Regions from separate parts of the Homo sapiens genome. Here region 2 is linked to region 1. A link is a loop called in an ENCODE intact Hi-C map of the cell type or tissue named here. Cell type or tissue: endothelial cell of umbilical vein. All regions are shown on one strand. Each heading gives the region's core, and the rest is flanking DNA. Links, peaks and the distances in the headings are about the cores only.

The links. Peaks named below come from ENCODE experiments on the same cell type or tissue, not always from the same donor. Only the 100,000 strongest peaks of a DNase experiment are listed, where the experiment ranks them.
Region 2: it touches region 1 in a loop (1.9-fold over the local background); 2 of 110 quality-filtered maps call a loop at or near these places.

The regions. Positions count from the first base shown.
Region 1 is chr13:50,203,681-50,215,333 of GRCh38, forward strand. The region is part of intron 2 of DLEU1 (deleted in lymphocytic leukemia 1); the gene reads left to right. Among named protein-coding and RNA genes, the nearest start is that of DLEU2, 84 kb to the left of the region's middle. In endothelial cell of umbilical vein, for the core only: no CTCF peak of the experiment used is centred there; DNase peaks (open chromatin) are centred at 4,991 and 5,371.
Region 2 is chr13:50,139,240-50,150,892 of GRCh38, forward strand. The region is part of intron 2 of DLEU1 (deleted in lymphocytic leukemia 1); the gene reads left to right. Among named protein-coding and RNA genes, the nearest start is that of DLEU2, 20 kb to the left of the region's middle. RefSeq lists an enhancer at 1,645-2,318. In endothelial cell of umbilical vein, for the core only: no CTCF peak of the experiment used is centred there; no DNase peak of the experiment used is centred there.

The DNA of each region.
Region 1 (11,653 bases), core at 1,872-9,871:
GTCACATTCTGACTGGAGGTTAGGACTTTGACATATGGATTTTTGGGAGACACAATTCAAATCACAACAGGGAATTTGGAAGAAGTCAGGGTAATTTGACACTTTTTTTTTTTCTCAGTCAGAAAGGGGAGGATCATCTCTGTGCATCAGGGCTTATACAACAAGAACCAGTTTTCTCCAGATTCTGTTCCTTAGTTGGAGGCCAAATCAACAGATGTCATATGTTTCCATCCTTCCCCCTAAGGTGTCTGTTGCATATATAGCTGCCATTTGATAATCTCATCATCTGCATGTATTTTGAGAATGCAGTGGCTATGATAATTCTCTGCGTGCTAAGGTTTTATCTGATGATGACTGCAAGAATTATTTCCCCATGGGTCAGTCCCCTTGGGGTAGTTGTATAATTACTTGCCTAATTAATGTATAAACATAATTTAACACTGCTAAATGTCAGATGATAGGATAAATATTTGGGGCTATCTTTACTAGCATCTCCATTGTATGGACCAATGTCGTAGACTATATTGAGTGAATCTAACACCATCCCTGGTGCTCCAAAAGCAGCCATTTCTTCTCACTTGTACTTTTGACCCAGGGGTTCTTGGGCTCATTCACACACAAAATTATACATTTGAAAGTAGGGCATTAAGCAGACTGCAGAGAAAGGAAGGGCTTTTCAGTTTACTCGTCGCTTCTAGTTGGCTAAGGGCATCTTATTTGAGTAAATATGGGTGTGGTCATTAGGCTTCTGATTTGAAGAGGATGCCTGGTGCCCACAAGAAACCCAAAAACCCTGGAAAACTAAGTTTAGAATGCTAAGTTTAAGAAGTCATGCTGCAGAAAAGAGTATGGAAGAATCACTCAAAAATGTATCTGATTCTATCTTATTATACACTTCTTACCAATGAAAAACTCCTTCTAATGAGTGGAACATCAAATTTTGAAGAGCTTTGGGAATTTATCCTAAGGAGATGATTGGACAAGTAAATATAGATTTATGTATAAAAGTGTTCATTTCAGTATCTTTTATAGTAGCCAAACCCCAGAAATCATTTAAACACCCAGTGGCAGGGGACTGTTTAAATAAAGTATGATGGCATGGCCATCTACTGGAATATTACATGGTTATTAAAATGATCCTGTAAAATGTATTGACATTGACATATTTATAATATTTTGTTAAGTTTACAAAATAGCTTTATAAATAAATGAAACACTTTTTACTGGATGGAAATATGGCAAAAAAATGACAGTAATTATCCTAGAAGATTGGGTTATTAATTACCCTCTTCTTTTTCTTTTAGAGACAGTGTCTCGCTCTGGCACTCAAGCTGGAGTACAGTGGTGGGATCATAGCTCACAGCAGCCTCAAACTCCTGGGCTTAAGTAATCCTCCCAACTCAGCCTCCCAAGTAGCTGGGACTACAGGTTTGCACTACCATGCCCGACTAATCTGTGCATTTTTTGTAGAAACGGGGTCTCACTTTGTTGCCCAGGCTGGCGTTGAACCCCTGGCCTCAAGTGATCCTCCCACCTTGGTCTCCCAAAGTGGTGGGATTACAGGCATGAGCCACCATGCCTGGCCTTAATTACCTTCTATTAAAAACTATTTTGCCATATTTTCTGAATTTTTTTGCCATAAGCATTTTAATAATAAAAATAACAATGAATGATATGAAAATTGCCTTTGGAATCTCTTGATGGACACTTGACATCTGGAAGATTTGGTTTTCCCAATTCCATAGTTCTTGAACAGTTGGCCCCATTTTAGACTCTGACATAATAAACCTCCACACTTTTGATGAAGAAGCTTACATTTGATAAAGCTTAAGGATGACCTTTTGCTACCAAAACAGTTTAATGCCCATTCTACCCAGTCAGCCCTGTTCTTCCCTAGGTTGCTGACTTTGATTAAATTCATGGGTCTGAGTCCATCTGGATGAGTCCAGAGCAGTCTACCTAGTTTTCAAAAAAGATCAATACCTCACCATCTGCTTGTGAGATTTTTGAAGCATATGGATCAGCTCAGAGCACCAGCATTCCAGGCCCTGCAAGAGCAAACCATCTTGAATTGTCTGCTCTTCATCACTTTCATCAAAGGTTGGCTGAGAAACGTGATATTTATGGAAGATGGTTTAGAATACATCCTTTCCGCTAGACACTACAAGTTCTATGCTTGAATCAAGCCAAACTGACAGAAATTTCCATTCTTGGAATATGTGTCTAAGCTGCTCCTGAAATTAAATATTCATTGGTTGCATTTTAGTAAAACAGGAGGTTTATTAAAAGGCCACAATGGTGTTATCTCACAGAACTCTCTGGAAGAAAGTCCCTAGGCCTCAAGGAGACCAGGAAGAGGACCCGAAGGTCAGAAGGATGTCTGTCTCCACCTTTAGTTTCTGCTTCTCCGTGTTTCAAATTTGTTCAGCTCTCTCTTTGCAGAGCCAGCCTTCTGAGCATCCCTGATCCTGTAACCACATGTCCACAAGTAGAACAAACAAGGTGGCTAGGGTACCCTCTTTCCCAAGATTGGCCAGGGTAGGGGAGAGAAGCAGGTGATGGGGGGATTGGGAATGGTGTTCAGAGAAAGAGCATCTATTACATTATAGAACTTTGAAAGAAAAAATTGTTGTCATATTTTTCTCATTTATCGGGCATAGACTATGAGATAAAATCTTATTTTATTTACTTTTATTTTATTTACTTCTATCTACTCTGACCACCCTTGGAGGTTATCTATATTTGTATTACCCGGAATTTCCTTTACTAGAAGTTCTTGCCTTTGGGATAACCATTATTGTGCTCTAGATTTTTTATTCAACAATTTGTTGAGAAACAGATATAGAATACCTTTTACTAAATCTTATTTCTGTAGGAATGGTGTTGAGAGGGCTGTCAGTGATATCGCTGAATATTCTCCAAAAGTTTCAAGGACAAAATTGCTTTAAAACATTGAATTAAATATTAAATTAGAAAGTTCAGCATAATTGATAGTTTCTTTTCTCTGTGATTCAGAGACAAATATTATGTTCAAATGTAGCTGTTATCCTAGGCTCCCTTGTTGCATATAATTTGTGTTTTTCTTTTTCTTGGTCTAAAATTACCACTCTTACTTATATTTTCCCTAGTCCTGATGCTCTCTTCTTATTATATTTTATCAATTATTGCACATATTTTTATTGGAAGTACCTCAAATCCTTAGGAGGGAGGCCAGTCATAAATAAAGGCCAAGTTATTAATATCCAATAAGAATTTAATCTCTGTCTCTCTCATCTACCTATTCATCTATCTGCTTTAAGTTGGTTTTCTAAATTGCTGCTTCTTGTAATCTAATCTAGAGGCGTTAGTAATGCAGAAATGTCATATAGGGATAGACACAGGGGAGATGTAAGGGAACTGTTTTTACTGCCCTGCTTCTAACATGATATATTAATAGCAGGTCTTTACAATACCTGTCCATAAGCTTGGTGATCAGTGTATGTATTTCTGTGCATGGTTTTTATGTGTAAAACTGAATTAACAGATAAAATGTCTCATATTGACAGAAGTCTGTCTATGTGATAAAATAAAATCTACTTGATGCTCAGTTTGTTAATTCATATGATGCCTTTTAAATTACTCTATTATTTTAATATAAAACTGGAATTTTTTACTATAAAACTGGAATATATGAGTGTGTGTGTATCTGTGGCATATATACAAGTAGGTTGTATTCTATTAGGCTGGTGCAAAAGTAATCACAGTTTTTGCCATTACTAATATGTATATATCATATAGATATGAAAGTCAGATGTAACACCTGTCTTCATAATACCTAAATATAAAATCTCATACCCATCAATAATTCTCAAATGCTTTAAACCGACATTTTATAATAAAATTTTCAAACTTACAGAAAAGTTGGAACAATTTGACAGTGAACAACCCAGCTGGATTATCATTTAGATTCTATAATTAACATTTTACTATAGTGTTTCATCACATGTAGATATTCATCTACCTATCCCTCTATCCATTCATCAACACATATTATTTTTGGAATATATTTAAAAGTAAGTTGCAGATTCATCCTTAGACACTTCAGCATGCATATCTCTAACTAGATTTAAATAAATATTTTCCATGGTTTTTTCCCTTTGATGTCAAATCTACATACACTGAAATGCACATATCTTAAAGGTACCACTGAAAGAGGTTTGATAAATGAATACAGCTGTGTAACCCAAACCACTATTAAGGTATAGAACATATACATTACCATCATTCCAGAAAGTTCCTTCATGTTCCTCCCTAGTCAACCCCCATCCCCTCACCCCCAAAGCTGTTGATCATATTTTTTCCTATCATGTATTAGTTTTGCCTGTTCTGAAACTTACAACTTGAATCATACAATTGCTTTTGAGAACTAAAAGGAGTGTTTTCTTTTTATTGTTAACACTATTTAAATTTCTGGGATGATGAAACGTGGCCTCAGTGTCCTAAGGTATATAGAATTATAGATTATTATAAGTGGGGTGTTATCCAGGGCAGAGCAGTAGCTTACCCTTGGGTCTCGTTGACAGAGATGGGGTTTCACCATGTTGGCCAGGCTGGTCTTGAACTCCTGACGTCAACCAATCTGCCTGTCTCGGCCTCCCAAAGTGCTGGGATTACAGGCGTGAGCCTCCGCGCCCAGCCTGGATATGGTGATATGATTTTTTGTCAGTCACAGCCTCTGGTGAGGACAGTTGGCTAATTTAAAAAATGCTTGGCACACACATGAGCATTGTATCCTGCTGACAGCCTTCCACAGATTCGTCCTTTTGTCTAACTTAGAGTTCTCTTGGTGAAGAGATAGCTTGAAGTATGTTCTTAGGCAAGTCACTTCCATGACATGTTCTCCTTTGTGGAGTGAAAAAGTGAAAGGCGTTTGGATGAGAATCTGGTGAGCAATCAAAAACACACAAGTTTATAGGCTTCAGGCCAACATATTTTAGTCAGCTGAAATCAGGGAGACACTGCCTGGTTGGCTGGCTGCCTCCGGACCGGGGCATCCTGCAGAGGGGCCTTCAGCTAGGGGAGGGGCAGGGAAGAAAATCTCAGGAAAGGGTGGGCAGTCCACTTTTGACCACTCCACCTTATGCAATTCTTTCTTTTCCCTTCTTCTCCCTTCACTTTCTCTGTCCTCTTGACCTTTCATTTCCTTTCTTTTCTGTCTTCCCCGTGGCAGCTGTGAACATGTGGATCCCTTGTGCCTGAGGTTCTGCTGGTAGCTCCTGCAGCCCGCCAGACTCCAGGCTCAAGGCTTAGGGGTGTTTCTTCCCACAGTCTTCTGGAGAGTGTACCAACAATTTCTCCACGCTCCCTGGGGTTGCTCAGCTCAGCAGGGCTGGGGAAGTGAGAGCTGCTAACCGGCTGTGTCTGTGAGTCAGCATTTCTCCCCACCGACTCAGGTCTGGGGAGAGACCCTGGGAGAGGATGTGGAGGAGGCACTTTCCTTTCCCAGACTGGAGATCAGGCGTCCCCAGGGGCAGGGGGCTGGGGGTAGAAGGTCGAGGAGTGAGGAGTTGTGGAGAGTGAGTGGTGTCTGGAGCATAACTGTTGTATGTATTCATGCATGCGCGTGTACACATCACTGAATTTGTTTGTGGTGACTAGAGTCAGTTCTAAAATGTGTTCTTGTAAAGTCTTAGGCTCCTAAAAAAATCATTTGAATATGGATTTTAAATATTCTCAGAAGTTTGAGAAAATATTCCTACTAACTATGACAGGGAACAAATACATACAAATTAGTTAATAACATCATGCTAAAACGTATAATGTGATTTTCAAAACATGCTAAAGAGTTAAAAAGTCTTTTTAAAATTTGTTTATTTTTTATTTCTCTTCCCTCTTAGAGCGTAAAAAGTTTTAAGAGGGTTTTTTGTTTTTTCTTGATATTTAAAATTTTGGTTTGATGCTGAGAAAAGCTTTCCACATACTAGGCACGTAATAGATATTCAGTATTATGTGATCACAGGAAGTAAAATAAGTTAGAGAGATCAGAGAGATTATTCTGTATTTAAAGGATTGAGATTTTCTACTATTTTTAGCCAAAGAACAATATGCAACCTTGAGTTAAAAGATTCCTTATTACTGATTGGGAGTTTGACTGTTTTGCAAAAACTGTGCTTGCCACATATTGTCAGATGATGATGAAAAATCTAAGTTTAGGCTTGACATATAGTGAATTATGTGGCTTTTCCCCAACTTGAATAAACATACTTAAAAAAAATCCCACTGGTTTATTTGTCTTCATGTAGCTTGCTTACCTCACAAGGTTTATTTCAGTAGTCATTTAAAACCAAATTTCTGAATTCTTACATTGTATAGAAATATCCCAGGAACCATTTTTGGGTTGAACAAGACTTTTATATTAGTTCCCCAGTCATAACAATATTTTCTTGAAGTTACAGTAATATATTCTTGAAGGCATAATAATACATTCTTGAATATATTATTGAAATTCAACTTATATGAGAATATGTTAAGAATGTATGAGAATATATTAAAGAATATATTGAATGGTGGTATTACTTATATATTATTTATCACCATTTCTGGATATAGTGATATGCTTTTTTTTTTTTGAGACAGGGTCTCACTCTGTCACCCAAGCTGGAATGCAGTGGCAGGATCGCGGCTCACTGCAACCTCGGCCTCCTGGGTTCAAGCAATTCTCATGCCTCAGCCTCTCAAGTAACTGGGACTACAGGTGTGCACCACCGCACTTGGCTAATTTTTGTATTTTTTGTAGAGACAGGGTTTCACCATGTTGGTCAGGCTTGTCTTGAACTCCTGACCTCAAGCAGTCTGCCCATCTTGGCCTCCCAAAGTGCTGGGATTACAGGCGTGAGCCACCATGCCCAGCCTGGATATGGTGATATGATGTTTAGTTAGCCACAGCCTCTGGTGAGGACAGTTGACTAATTTAAAAATGCTTGGCACACACATGAGCATTGTATCCTGCTGAGAGTCTTCCACAGATTTGTCCTTTGGTCTAACTTATATTTCTCTAGGTGAAGTTTACACTCATTTCTTTTTGTTCTACCCTTATCGGTGACTAAGAGACCAGCTGTATTCCAACTTCTGAATACTGGCAGAATTCTGAATCAGTAGCTCTTCCAAAAGGGCCTAGCTTACCTCAGAGAATCAGTCTGACCCTTGTGTCCTTGTCTCCTCTATGGAGAACATGGAGTTGCTTTTCTTTGCAGTTGGTTGTAGCTTAAACCATAGTGCATTGCTGAGTCGTGTGATGTGTGATTCATCAGGCCTCAGGTGACAACGGTGGATTTCCTTCAGGAATGAGTAGCAAACATTTTGGCCCCTCTTTGGGTGCCAAGCACCATGAGGTAAGGGAGTACTTTACAGACCCCTAGAGATCCACGGGTGCTCTAGATATAGCCATATTTCAGCCCCTGGATCCTTTGTTAGTGCCATATTAGGAGAATGCCTGTGGAAATGGCTTCTTTTCTCCACATAAGGCTTTTCTTTTTCTATTTTTAAAAATTTGGACCACCAGGCAAGAACACATCAGGAATTTTTCTGTTTAATTTGAACACATGTGTTAAGAGGCAGAGTATAGAAAGTAGTCTGAGACTAGAGAATCTAATGGAGTAACTAAGAGGGTTTACACCTAGGATATTGGAATTAGCTATGTCCTAGGCTATAAATCTAAGGTATCTTTGTTCTAAAATGAAACATGACACAGACATGACAGATGACAAAGAGTACACTTTATTGTAGATCCATATAATACTGAGAAAATTATTTTTCTGCAAATCTCCTTGGAGATCAGGATGGGGTTGAACCTCACCTGAACCTTAAGTCATGGAAAGTGAAGGAGAATTTTAGGATGGCATACAGTACAATGATCTTTAAAATGAACTGCAGGGCCAGGCGCGGTGGCTCATGCCTGTAATCCCATTACTTTGGGAGGTTGAGGCGGGCAGATCACGAGGTCAAGAGATCGAGACCATCCTGGCCAATATGGTGAAACCCTGTCTCTATTAAAAATACAAAAATTAGCTGGGCGTGGTGGCACGCGCCTGTAGTCCCAGCTACTCAGGAGTCTGAGGCAGGAGAATCGCTTGATCCCAGGAGGCGGAGGTTGTAGTGAACCAAGATCGTGCCACTGCACCCCAGCGTGGGTGACAGAGCAAGACTCCGTCTCAAAAAAAAAAAAAAAAAAAGAGAGAGAGAGAAAGAAAATGAACTGTAGAACACTGATGTTCTTCTGGCAAGACCAAGTTGTTTTGCCACTAAAATATTGGAAAAATAAGTGTCTTTTCTTGATTTTAAGAAAAACACTTTCCCAGAATTATGTATGCTTTTCTCCCAATACTTTTTAAAGCTTTGGTGTTTGTTTCTGTACTAGAATCTAGTGTAAGAAAGATCTGACTGAGGGCACATGTTCTCAGGATCTCCTGAGGGCTGTGTCACAGGCAAAAACGTGGAATAAAATAAAATAAAATATCCAATTAAGCATAACACATTAACTTTAAAAAAACCTAAGTGTAGCAGTATTTAATAGTGTTTTGCAAAGATGCTGTTACTTTCATGACACCTACCACCTGAAGAAGTTTGAGAAGGACCAGGTTCTAATTGTGCAACTGCCATTAACTAGCTAGCTGTCCTTGGATAAGCCTAGAAAAGCTGCGTAAAGGAGGAAGGATTTGAATTGGACCCTGAAAGAAAGTCAGATCTTAGAAAAGCAGAGAGGGGAGGGGGAAGTTATTTCTAATGAGAGAAGAGGAGGGTAAGGAGATCAAAGACCTAAGAAGTATAAAGTTTATGTGGGTAATAGAGAGAACATCTGCTTGCCATGAATTTCTCTTGAGTTTTTTTGGCCCCAGTGTAGAACTAGTGTCTCTGTTCTCTGCTGTGACCTCACCTGGAAATGTCTATTAGTTTATCATGCCATGCTGGATTAAAGAAAAACCACAGAGAGAGGAGTTCAGAGATTTATGTATTATATAATACATCATAATTATTTTTATTTAAATAATTATTTTTATGAATTAATAAATTAGAAAAGAATCATTTGTATTATTTACGTGTATATCTTCCACCTGAAGTATGTTTGGCAATACATTCTCTCAGCTTTCTTTTGTCTGAATCTGTCTTTATTTTTGAAGGAGTTTTAAAATTGGATATAGAATTAGACATAGAATTTTAGGTTATAGCTTTTTTTGCATTGTTTTTGTGAGAAATCAGTGGTACTTCAAGTTATTGCTTTCCTATCTGTAATATATCCCTTTTCTCTGGCTGCTTTAAAGATTTTCCCATTATCATTTGTTTTCAACAACTTGATTATAATGTGTCTTGGTGTTTGAGTCTGTGTATTTATTTTACTTGTGATACATTGAGCTTCTTAGAGCTAAGGTCTTGCAGCAATCCAGGGAGCATTTATTCAAGAAAAATGGCTGATTTTTGGTAAAAAATACAGAGCTTTGTGGTGCTTTAACTTGTCCTATTACAATCCCCTCCTTCTCCAACTCCATAGTAGCCTTGAAAATCAACAGCCCATAAATCACGATGAAAACCAGCAGGCTGGTAGCCACATGAGAGGGAAGAATAGGGTTGGAGTTCCTTCAAATCCCCATTCCTAGAGACTTTTATTATTTGACTTGTCTGATTGTTCTCTGGAACATCCCACTTATGGGGCTGTCTTTATTTGACCCGACTCAGAGGTCATCTAATGTGAACAGGCTTTTCCTTAGGGGTGTTTGTTCAAAATGATGAGAAGCAAATGTTGAAATTTCAACTGCCTGAAGCACTGAATAATAGTTGTGGCAAACAGTAGGCTAACCAAAAGGCTTAAAAGAAAATGCTGGGGAATGATATGTTCATAGGGGTCTTTGGAAGGCTCCAGCATATTCCTCAGAACCTAAAAGGTCACATGCACGTGTGGGGTTGTTTACAAGCCTAGAGCCCATACTCAGGAAAGGCCTCAAAGGTCCCACCTTTGGCTTTTTGCTTTTATGGCTAATCAACAGGTTCTGCACAAGCAGGAAGTGAAGGCTAAGGCAGAGTTATAAATGGCCTGTTTTAGCATTGCCTGTTGAAAGCATGCCTAGACATGCAGAGTTCTTCAGCAAAGACTGGTAAACTCATTGATTCCAGACATCTAAGGAAGTCTGTGTCTAATCATTAGCTGACCACTATTGTAACTGAGCAGAGATTTCAGTGGCAAAACATTACAAAATATACAGACTACAGAATTAGTTCAAAAAAGTCACTAAACCACTACCAATACTACCACCAGCAAACAGTAACAAGCAGAAACCACAGGGAAGGAGGGGAATTTGTATTCCAGGCTTTCCTTATTATATTAGTTAAAATATATAGTTTTCAACAGAAAATTATGAGATAAACAAATAACAAAGTATCAGGGAAAAAAAGCAGACCACAGAAACTGTTCCCAAAGAAGTTTGGACTTTCTGAAAAAAGACTAAAAATTAGCTATTTTAAATATATTTCAGGAACTAAAGGAATATATGAGAACAATATCTCACCAAGTAGAGAATATTAAAGAAAGATAGAAATGATAAAAGGGGCAAATAGAAATTATTGAGTTGAAATTTTTAATAATTGAAATAAAAAATTCACTTCAGAAGCAAAGTTGAGTAAGCAGAAGGCAGAATGAGCAAACTTGAAGATAAGTCAATTGAGATTCAGTCTGAGAAGCAGAAAGCAAAAAGAATGGTGAAAAATGAAAAAACTCAGAGACTTATGGGACATCATCAAAAGTGCCAACATATACATAATGGGAGTCTCAGTTCAGGAGAGAGTTAGAGAAGAGAAGAAAAAATATTTTAAGAAATAATGGCCCCAAACCTCCCAAATTTGAGGAAAAATATTAATCTACATATCCCCAAAGCTCAGTGAACTCCACATAAGATAAATACCTAAAAAAAACCCCAGATCATAATCTAGGGTTGACAGATCATTATCATACTATCAAAAGCCAAAGATAAAGAGAATCTGGAAAGTAGCAAGAGAGAAGTGACTCATCATTTACAAGGGACTTTCAATAAAATCAACAGCTGATTTCTCATTGGAAACCCTGGATCCCAGAAGGCACTGAGATGATATGTTTAAATTGTTGAAAGACAGACTGTCAAACAAGAATAAACAACTATCCTTGAAAGATGGAGGTGAAATTAAGACATTCCCAGATAAAGAAAAACAGAATTTGTTACTATCAGACCTTTCCTATAAGAAATACTACAGGGACTCCTTCAGGCTGAAATGAAAGGACACCAGACAGTAACTAAAATTCATATGAAGAAATAAAGAGCACCACCAGTAAAGGTAACAATATAAGTAAATATAAATGTTTAAATGTAGTTTTTATTTATAACTTTTTTCTAACAGATTTAAGCAATAATTGCATAAAGCAATGATTATATAACTGTGTTGATGGGCATAAAATATATAAAGAGGTAATTTGCATGACAACAGCACAATAGTGAAGGGGAAAATGGTGTTAAATAAGAGCAATGTTTTTATATGCTGTTGAAATTAAGTTGATATTAATCTAAACTATATTGTTATAAGTTAAGGTATTGTAATTTGCAGGGCAACAACTAAACAATTAAGTTAAAAAATAGTCAAAGAAGAACAGAGAATT
Region 2 (11,653 bases), core at 1,994-9,993, 64 kb before region 1:
CGATGGAAGAATGTACCACATTTTGTCTAACAAATTTCTTTTATTTATTATTTATTTATTTATTTTTTAAATTTTTTATTTTATTTTATTTTATTATTATTACACTTTAAGTTTTACGGCACATGTTCTTATTGTTGAAAGTTTGACTTATTTCCCCTCTTTTTTCTATTATGAATAGTGCTACATTGAGTATCCTGTAGTCTGAGTGTGTGTCTGTTTAGTATTTATGGCATGCTACTTATTTTTTTATTTTTATTTTTAATTGTTGTGGGTACATACACAGTAGGCGTATCTATTTATGGGGTACAATGGCATGCTACTTTTTTTTTTTTAGACAGGGTCTCACTCTGTTGCCCAGTCTGGGGTGCAGTGGAGTGTGATCACAGCTCACTGCAGCCTCAACCTCCTGGGCTCAGGTGATCTTCTCACCTCAGTCTCCAGAGTAGCTGAGACCACAGGCATGCGCCACCACACACTGCTATTTTTGCATTTTTTGTAGAGATGGGGGTCTCACCATGTTGCCCAGGCTGGTCTCAAACTCCTGGGCTCAAGTGATCTGCCCGCCTTAGCCTCCCAAAGTGCTGGATTACAGGTGTGAGCCATTGTGCCTGGACGGCATGCTACTTTTTAAGGCTTTTGATGCACATGGGCAAATTCTAGAATGGCTGTACTGAAGTAGACATTGTGGACAATGCATTTGGGTTCTTGTTTCACACACCAGAGCTTCACTTTTCATCTGCAACGGCATTCTGACCATTTTTAATGAGCATTAGTTATTTGACACTGAGCATACCACTTTCCTAACTTTGAGAAGAAAGAGAGGTATTAAAGTCTTGGGTGTGGCTGTTTTTCAGAATTTACAATTAAAAATCTATCTCAATATTTTGCTGTCTTTAAAAAGCAGTGAAGTCTGAGGAAGGATATTAGTGGATTCAGTGGCTGCTGTTCATAATGCCTGCAGGACATTTTGAGTGTTTCCTTCCTGAGTTCAGAGCCTCATCCTCGCATCTCAATGAGACATTACCCTAGAACCTCTACCACCATGACTACCAGCACTTCTGAATTGAAACTGTCTTTGGCTGTCAATTTGCTTTGGGGACCTTTTCTAGAAGTTAAATTCATTTTTGTGGAGGCTAAAACTAGTCACTCGATCACATTTGTGATATGAGTCATGTTAGAATAAAGATCTAGAAGAGTGGTAGATCCTATCTAACTTGCACAATAGTAGAAAGTGAGGTACAAACAATATTTCTCCTAGTCCCTCTGAGTTCAATCTGGATTTGAGATTTACTTTTCATGATCTGACACAAAGTATGTGTGTGTATGTGTATTTTGAAAAATTTGGACAGGAGTCCCATATGATGTTGAATTAATCAAATATAAATACACACACACACACACACACACAGACACACACAAACACAGAGACACACACTTTATTCCATTAGGGAAAGTATGCTTTCTTTTTTTTCTTTGCTCACAAAACTGAGAAATTGGCAGAATATTTTACTTGTAACTTGGCAGTATTGCAATTTACAGACGAGAAAGGCAAGCCAAATTGGGTGAAAATTGTTTGAGATTTTTTTTCCCAGTTTTAGACAGTGAAAATCATGTAGCTGAGCGTGCACATTCAGCCGTTTTCTGCTTGATTTTTAACCGCGTTTGTTCATTGGCACTGCCAGAGCTAGTTACAACTTCCCGGTGCAAGCATGTGATGGCCAGGGGAAGGTGTGGGGATTCGTGGCTGTCCTCCCCATGCTGTTAATGTTAAAATAACTGTTGTTTGAATTGTTTTGAGATACTGATTAGAGAAATATGAAATGTGATATTATTTGAGCTTCATAAATCCATCTTAATTATCAATATATAAACACAGACTTAGGAGTGGGAGATCCAGATCAGACATGTTTACAGGCCTGAGCTTTTTCCGTGAGTTTCTGGAACATTGTGGTGCCTGAGACACAGCGGGAATCCGACGACTCTGAGAACGGACTTTCCCTTTTAAATGCTGGAGGCTTTGAAATCGTCTTCACAATGAGGGAGGATTCATGAAGTAATGAAAAGCTGTTTCCTCTTTAAAACGTTCAGACAGCAGCACAAACATCTGGGAATTTGTTTGAATATTTGGGTTCCCTGAATTACCCATTTCCTTAACATACATTTTACTTACTTTTCCAAGGGAGATACATTTCCACCTCATGTTTTTCCCAGTTTAGCTGTGTTAGGCTCTTCACTTTAGCATTTAGGTTGCTTTGTATTTAAGGACACAGGTTAAGGCCGTATTATGAAAGGTATGATTTGGGTTTGGGGGAGCAGGATGTTGTTATGCGTGAGGGGCAAAGTGATTTTTGTGTGTGATACAAGTTTCAATTACATCATGGTGTCATCCTTATAAATTAAATTTAAAAACAGTTGTGCCAAAAAAATAGCCACTAATGTTTCTTTTAAAAAATGATTAAGCAACAATATTTACTCAATATTTGAATTAAGCAAAACTGTCATCTTCTTTCTCCTTTTCAGAACATAATTCCTCTTTCAACTTCAGAAGTCATGAGACTTCCCTTTCTTTCTCCATTCTCTTCCTCACACTGCAGTGTCTCAAAGGGTGAAAATGTCTGTGTGTGGGAGAGGGTGGTGGTGGTAGGGCAGTGGTCAGAACATTCTGGAATCCAGGATAAGAAAAACCAGCTTGATTTCTGCACTTAGGACATTGTTGATGTTTATTTAGGGATGTGCTATCTGGATTGATGGAAAAATTTGGAAATACTTAAATATTTCGGTATGTAATATCGGATGATGAGACAGTGCAGCACTGATAGCTTCCTGGTTGTCAGTGTGGCTCTGTATCTCTGTTTTACTTGTCATATTTGTACTAAGACAGGTGTGGTTTTAAACGGTCAGTATTGAACTATTTTTGACTAATTAGATGCGTTACGTGTGACTTGCCAGTTTATAATTAGTTAACATATGATAAAAAATATGAGATATATTGATTGGTATAACTATACTAAATATAATTTAATCTAGTTGACTTTTTTAATAGGCATTTTAGGATACCACAATTACTGCTGTGAACTTCAATGGGTTATGAATGACAATTGTTACTCTGGAGCATCAGGCATGTAGAAAGTATAGGGATTGGGCTTAATACAAATTTAGTGGCATAACCTGGCAGTCGCCTATTTGATTATAATTCTGCTGTTATTCTGAATGCTGTTCATCTGCCCTTATCTCATACAAGTAGGTTGCAGAACATATTTTTAAAAATCTGGCCGGGCACAGTGGCTCATGTCTGTAATCCTAGCACCAATTCCGAGGTTGGAGGTTGGCCCGAGGTCAGGAGTTCAAGACCAGCCTGGGCAACATAGTTAGACCCTATCTCTACAAAAACTTAAAAAAAAATGAGGTTGGGTGTGGTGGCTCACGCCTGTAACTCCAGCACTTTGGGAGGTTGAGGCGGGCGGATCACAAGGTCAGGAGATCAAGAGCATCTTGGCTAACATGGTGAAACCCAGTCTCTACTAAAAATACAAAAAATTAGCCGGGTGTGGTGGTGGGCGCCCATAATTCTAGCTGCTGGGGAGGCTGAGGCAGGAGAATGGCGTGAACCCAGGAGGCGGAGCTTGCAGTGAGCCGAGATTGCCTCACTGCACTCCAGCCTGGGCGACAGAGTAAGACTCCATCTCAAAAACAAAACAAAACAAAACAAAACAAAACAAAACAAAACAAAACAACAAAAAAGAGCTGGGCGTGGTGGTGCACACCTGTAGGCCCAGCTACTCAGGAGGCTGAGATGGGAGGATCACTAGAGCCCAAGAGTTGGAGGCTGCAATGAGCTATGATTGTGCCACTGTACTCCAGCCTGGATGACAGAGTGAGACCCTGTCTCTCTAAAATAAATAAATAAATAAATAAAAATCTGGCTATATGAGCTGGCAAGTTTGTTTATTTACTTTAAAAGTTAAACAGCAGTTAATTGTGATTTGTGGATCACTTCTTCCCCATTGATTTAATCTCTGCTTGCTTAAATAAATTAAGGTACTGTATATTCTGGATTATACTTCCTCCGCCTCAAATTTAGGAATATTGTGAAGTGAGACTATGATACTTGACTGTGGAAAGGGATATATTTGTACCCCATTACCAAGTTTTCTTCTTGGTGTCTTTCTCTAGTTCAGATGGAACTATCATTTATATCTAGGTCTGATGAAATAAAACTGAGGGAGAGGGGCTTCCAGGTCCCCATTTCTTAAAACGTCATGTTGCCTGACATGAATGAATGCATAGCCACACTCTTGTTCTCTGAATCTGTCAGTCAATTATGTGCATAGTTCGCAACTAGGACGGGATGTCCTGTGAAGAAAAGATAGGCATTAAGCCCCTGTAAGTATGAGGATTGCTTGCGACATGTCCCAAGCAATTGTAGTTCATCGCTGAGATCAAGAATGACATGTTTGGCTGGGCTCGGTGGCTCACACCTGTAATCCCAGCACTTTGGAAGGGTGAGGAGGGCAGATCACCTGAGGTCTGGAGTTCAAGACCAGTCTGGCCAACATGGTGAAACCCCATCTCTACTAAAAATACAAAAATTAGCCACACGTGGTGGCTCACTCCTGTAATCCCAGCTACTCAGGAGGCTGAGGCAGGAGAATCATTTGAACCCGGGAGGCAAAGGTTGCAGTGAACCGAGATTGCGCCATTGCACTCCAGCCTGGGTGACAGAGTGACTCCGTCTCAAAAAAAAAAAAAGAAAACATGTTTGGCTTTGTGGTACAAAGCAAAGTTTTCATTAGCAAAGGTGAAAGTGCCCAATATCCTGTTATATCAAACTCGATTGATTAATGAGAGGGATGAAGGTTATGGATGTTTTTGTTTGTTTTGGAGGGTGTGTATGTGTGTAGGGGATGTTTAATGTGAGTCAGGCAGTGTGAGAATAGTTTCTGGGGTCTGGTCCCATTGAGAACAACCTGATTCTGGTAATCTTTGAATATCATTTAACACATTACGTGGCTCTTAATAAATGGGTCTGCTTCATAGTTACAATAGAAATTGACCCCTCTGCCATGTGGTCCCCTCCTTCCCTCCATTTGGCCTTTTATCCTTGGATTTGGGTCACAACCTTTGGGGAAGGGTGGAAACAAAGCAGAACTGGCAATTATCCCAGTGATCTGGATTCTAATTAATTAAGGCCTACTTTTTTTCTCCTTTTTTGGAGAATTGTGCCTGTAGGCATTTTGTGGGAAGGATGCCTTTCTTATTGAATAACTATACCTCAAGCTTTTTTTTTTTTTTTTTTTTGGACCCAGGAAGGGATATAAAAAATAATTAGTTATGAGGGGCACCACTGAAAGTAGAAGATTTACACTCAAGCCAGGAATTTATTTGCATATCAAATAAAGGACAGAGTCATGCATGATGTCTCAGAATCTCTAGTTATCCTAATCAGTAAAGAAAATGAAACCAGATGTGTTCATTTCAGCTTTGAATTGTGTTACTATTAGAATAAAAATTAAGTTCCCTTAAGTATCCTTTTAGGTCAAATCTAATCATTTCTCTAGATATAATTCTCAGAAAAGCCAGTGGCATTTTGATAGTGGAACCTGGTATTTTGCTGGACTTAACAGTTCTCTGTGAAGCTACATACAAATTTTATCCATTGACCATTATGCTGTACATTTCTTAAAGTGCTATTTTTGTTGTGGTTTCAGTGATTCTCATCCGAAACATAGCTGCATCATGTCATGGAAAAACACTGGACTGGGAGTTAGAATCATTCTCCTCTCAGCTCTTCCATTAAATGAAAAGATTTGTGCTTTTGGAAAATCACTTTAACTCTTTGGACTTCAGTTTTGTTGGCCTGCTACATAAGGTCTCTACCATCATTGAACAGTTTAGGTCTTTATTAGAACATGCACAACATAGTGAGCTAAATTGCAAACTCATCTGTAAAAATTTGACATCTTAAGCTTCAGAGTAACCCTGCTTAGTATTTAAAAGCAAATGTCAATGTCAGAAGGTTGAAGTCCTAACAGTATTAGAAAAGCAAATGCCATCAACTTATTGAACCTACAGTTTTTAAAAATTTGTGTCTTAATAATATTTAATGTTTTTATCCGTTATACTGGTAATCCATGTTCACTGAGAAAGTTTATAAAACTCAAAAAAAATCGATCTTAATCTCACCACTCAGAACTAACTAGCAATATTTTGATGTTTCCATTCCTTTTGGTTCTCTGTATTTCTCTTATATTCTATGCCATGTATGATTTATTTTTACAAAGTTGGAATCATAGTTTTTCTATCATTTGTTTGTTTGTTTTTTGTTTGTTTTCTTTTTGTTTTTTTTTAGAGGGAGTCTCACTGCAATGCCCAGGCTGGAGTGCAATGATGTGATCTCGGCTCACTGCAACCTCTGCTTCCCAAGTTCAAACGATTCTCCTGCCTCAGCCTCCTGAGTAGCTGGGATTACAGGAGCGTGGCACCATGGCTGGCTAATTTTTGTATTTTTAGTAGAGATGGGGTTTCACCATATTGGCTAGGCTGGTCTGAAACTCCTGACCTCAAGTGATTTGTCTGCTTCAGCCTCCCAAAGTGCTCAGATTACAGGCGTGAGCCACCGCGCCCGGCTGTTTCTGTTTTTTTCACTTGGGGAAACATTGTGAGTTGCTTCCCATGTCTTTATTCCAAAAGATGGTTTTTAAAGGCTTTTAATTTTTGTTTTTGAATTACATATACTTATATATAATTATAATTATATATATGTAGTTTTATTTTATGAAGCAGAAAATTAAACTTTCTCTCTCCCTGCATTCTGCCAACCCACTCTCTCTTTCTCAGTCACATTCCCTGTAGGGAAGTCCATTTATAGTTTGAGGTATATTCTTAAGGTCCGTAATAGATGTAAGTATATACATGTAATAGATGTAAGTATATACGTGTAATAGGTGTAAGTTCATAAATGTAATAGATGTAAGTATTTAAATATGTATGTATGGCCATATGTGAGAGTTTTTTACTTAAATCAGGCCATTCCATTCACACTACTCTGCACTCTGTGATCTTTCATGCTGCATTACTGGGAGTGAGGAGGTATTTTCTAGTTAATATCTACTGCCCTAGCTAGTTCACAGTAATGGCTCCACAGTGATTCCCACTATGGATGTCTGTTTTTTTTTTTTTTTTTCTTGATGGAGTCTAGCTCTATTGCCCAGGCTGGAGTGCAGTGGTGTGATCTTGGCTCGCTGCAACCTCTGCCTCATGGGTTCAAGCGATTCTCCTGCCTCAGCCTCCTGAGCAGCTGGGATTACAGGTGCATGCCACCATGCCCGGCTAATTTTTTTGTATTTTTTAGTAGAGATGGGGTTTCACCACATTGGCCAGGCTTGTCTTGAACTCCTGACCTCATGAACCACCTGCTTCAGCCTCCCAAAGTGTTGGGATTACAGACATGAGCCACCGCACCCGACCGGATGTCTGTTTTTATTTAATCAATCACCTATTGCTGGACATTGTGGTTGGTTGAAGTTATTTTATTTTGTTTTAAAAAGGGTTGCATAATATCTTGTATCCAAATCTTTGGGTGCATCTTTGATTATTTCCCTAGGATGAAGTCCTGAGTCCACTGGGACGTACGTGTGGCTTTTGATATTGCCAGTTTCCCTACAGAAAGGTCATCCTGTTTTACATTCCTGTAAAATGTGTATGAGAGGCCCTTCTCTGACCTTTTCCCACTCTGAACTAGTCAAAACTTAAGGCACATTTTTCATCATTATTGTACCAGTTTTTATCTCAATTTGAGTCCAGGACATTCCTTTCAGAGTATGGGGAAAAAGGTCATCCAGATTCTCTGGTGCCTTGATCATCTTTGACTTTTCTAATGAGACTTTGTAAAGAATCCTGGGAAGTTATAAGTTCCACTATACGGTATTTCTATTTTTATTTGTCATGATGAACTCATAGATTAATAATTTATTCCTTTTCTTAAATTTAGAAACTAGCTGACTTAGATTTCCTCTCTTATTAAAATATAAAGTCCTTTGGGAATGGTAACATATTATCGAACGTTGTGATTTGTATTCCAGGAACTAGAGTCTGTTTTGATTGAGCGTCTAAAAATCCTTGTTAGGGAGGGAGGAGAAAAGTGCCCAAGATCAGTGGGTAGGGCCCCTGGTCCTAGGGAAAGAGTCATTGTTGATTTACCACCATTAGTAATAAGCCATTCATTAAATCCATGAAGACAAATCATGTGTTACATTTTAGTTGTAAGTTTCTTGATCTTTAGATTTTGTGACTCTGAAGATACACTTCAGTTATTGCTATGCTTTTTTTTTAAGGAAAGAAAGTTCACAAATAGGCAATGTTTTGATATATGGCCAATACCATTTTAATATAGCACTCCACTGTGGGGGTTCAGTTTATGACAATGGAATACAGCCATAACTAGTCACAAAGGAACCGAGATCATGATATAATGGGGAACAGGTACAACCCTAATGCAGGATGCTTGCATTAGATTCTTGGCCCTGTGCAATTAGTATCCTGAATTACTCTAGGCAGGTAACTTAGGTCATGACAATACATGCTTTATATACTTCTAATAAATAGCACTGTAACCAAGCAGTTCAAAGTGGGCTCCTAACACTCCATGACATCTTCATTAGATCAGATGATCACAATACAACTGGATAAAAAGATCACCTTGTCACTGCATTCAGTTTGTGCTGTACAGATAGGCCTTTTATTCCTCTGTCTTAATTTTTCCATCTACAGAAAAATATTGGTGCCAATATAACATGAGATTCAGAAACTGACTTTTTGTCTTCATTTACTCAGCAAATGCTTATTTGAACATGGCTATGTCGACTATGTGCCAGGTCCTGTGCTATCCACTTCAGTTTACAGTGGTGGGAGTCAGAGGAGTCAGGCCAGAAGACACATAAAAGGAGCCCACTCTACATCTGGCACCCCTGGATTCTACATTGCAATGTAAATGTCCCTGTCAAGACCTTCACTACCTCCTGCTCTGCAGCAGGAGGTAAGAGCCCATCTGTGCAATTTGCTGTCCGACTTTCTTTCAGTACCTGGAGGTTGGAAGGGGGGAAAAAAGCAAACTTTGGGTATCAAAAATATCCCTCTCCTTATCAATCTTGATTTCTGAATTTCATTATGGTGTTAATACCATTCGTCATTTATTATACAGATGGCAACAATTTGTTTTTGATAAGCAACTCAGTGCCTTTCAATCAGTGGCTAAGACCAACTCGTTGAACACAATGGGATGGTTAATTAAAGACACATTTTAAATACACACACAACTCACAGATGTATGCAGGGACATGCATACAACTGTTAAGGCAGCCTGCTTTGGTCCTGAAGAATATAATTTGATTTACAGTTGAGAAATACAAACTAAACTCTGTTTGGGGAAAAATTATGCCCTAAAAAAATGACTGGGGTAGAAATACTGTATTTGAGAAATGAGAACTTTAAAACACTCCACTTTGTCTTTGTTAAAATGGGCGTAATAGAAGTAGAATTTTGCCAAGATGTTTAACCTTATTGAGGCCACAAAGTAGGAAAGGTTTCATTTTTAATTTTGCAAAACCCAACTTTCTTTCTTCCTCTTTATTTCCTTGTTTTCCTCCCATCTCCCTCCCTCCTTCCTTCCCACCTTCCTTTCTTCTTTCCTTCTGTCTTTTCTTCTATCTTTCCTTCCTTTTTTCTTTCTCTGTACTCTCCTGTCATAATCAAGAGTAAAAAGTTTAACTTTATGCATCTGAATACATTTATTCATGGATTCTTATTTAATAAAAATAGAAAAAAAAACACTCGTAAAGAAAACTCTTGGTGAGTTACAAATGGCACGCTTCCTTTGGGGCGCAGGAACTCAGGGTGCTCTTAAACACCTTGACATTTTCAGGACTTTCTGCCACCTGGGATTTAGATCAAAACTGCAGTGCGTGTCAGACCATCTCAGAACAAGGAATGTTTGTCTCAGACATTATTATGCCCTATCTCTTGATGAAAGACTGGGATAGAGTCAAATCATGTGTCTTGGTGTTTGTTTAATATTTGTGTTCCGCATTTATTAGCTGATGAGTTACTGGAGATTTGCATTCTTCTGAGTCAGCCAGTATGACCTATTTTATTGCAGTCTAAAGTTGTACTGAAGGGTGCCTTGGAAAACATGTTCTCCAAATGTTGGTCAAGACTGACATTCACAGAATTTAAAGCTGGATGTAATGTTATCCAATGACAGCTTCGGAAATATGATGACTCTGCAAGAAATCAGGGGAAATTCAGAATGGCTGTTAAGACCACTCCTAAGACTATCTTGACTATGTGAATTCTTTCTCCAGTTTTTTCTGTGTCATCCCAGCTTGCCATCTCTAGCTCCTGCTTCACAGGCCTCGAACTACCTCTCCAGTCCACTTCAGTGCCTTAACAGCTCAGATTTCACTTCCAGTAGTCTAGGGCTTTTACATAAATTAGAGCAAGAAGAGAATACAGTGGGGAGAACAAAACTGATTAAAAGGTTGGAAAAATAAGACTTATGAAGAAAGGTTAAAGGAGCTAGGATTATTCAGCTTGGAAAAGAGAAACTAGTGGGTGGCTTAATAAAAGTTTTCAAGTATATGAAAGGTTATTATATGGAGACTGGCGACCAGCTGTTCTCCTGCCGCTGAGAAGAGAACAAAAGGAAATTATCTTTAACTTCTGCAGCGGGGAGCTAGCTTGGAAATAAAGGATTTCCCAGTGGTGAGGTTTGTTAAACATTAGAATGCATTACCATGGCATCTCTTTTTCTGGAGATCTTTGGAAATAAGACAGGGACTGGTGTGGAAGGGATGGTTTAGATAGGTGGAGGCTTGCCTAAGTTACTGGAGAATCAACCAGATGACCTGTGGAAGCTCTTTGCTGGTCCTTTGAGTCTACACCAAGCCAACTGGACCTCAGCCAGAAAAGATATGGAGAAGAGCCAGGCTAGTTCATGCCTTTGACTGTTTCAGCAGAGGCAGAGCCAGTGTTCACCTTGTCACAGGCTTAGTTTTCTTGATATCTAATTGTTATTTGGTGGTAAGTAGTGATTGGAGCAGGGATGGGAAGGAGGTTAAAAAATTCAACCAGCTAAAACATACATAAGATCTCCCTCAAAGAATATTTCAGTGAGTAAGGGTGAGGCCTATGAAATATGAAGTGCCCTTGTAATTTTTTTTTAAGACTTCAAACGTTTTTCCTCAACACTATACCTTCTATGTGTTCATGTAAACTGCTCCTTTAAGCTTTTGAGATATAGAAGTGTATGTGTGTCTCTAAAAAATGGAAGAAGTGTTCCATTTAGTTCTTATTAATAAATGGATAAGGATTATGGGATTTTGGACTCAGATGGAATGTTGGAGAGATCATTTAGTTTAACACAGTGGATGAGTTTTTCTGGACTTCTAGGCTTAATAATCCCAAAATTATATTGCCATGACATAAATATAGTATTATACTTACCACAAGAATTTAAGTATAATATAATCATGTTAACAAAAACATCTCAGTGCATTTATTATTTTTGTCAAACAATATGTTAGTAAAATATTTTTCAAAGAATTGAACTCTGTTTTTTAAATTTAGTTCATTATTTAGACATAACCTAAAAGATGTT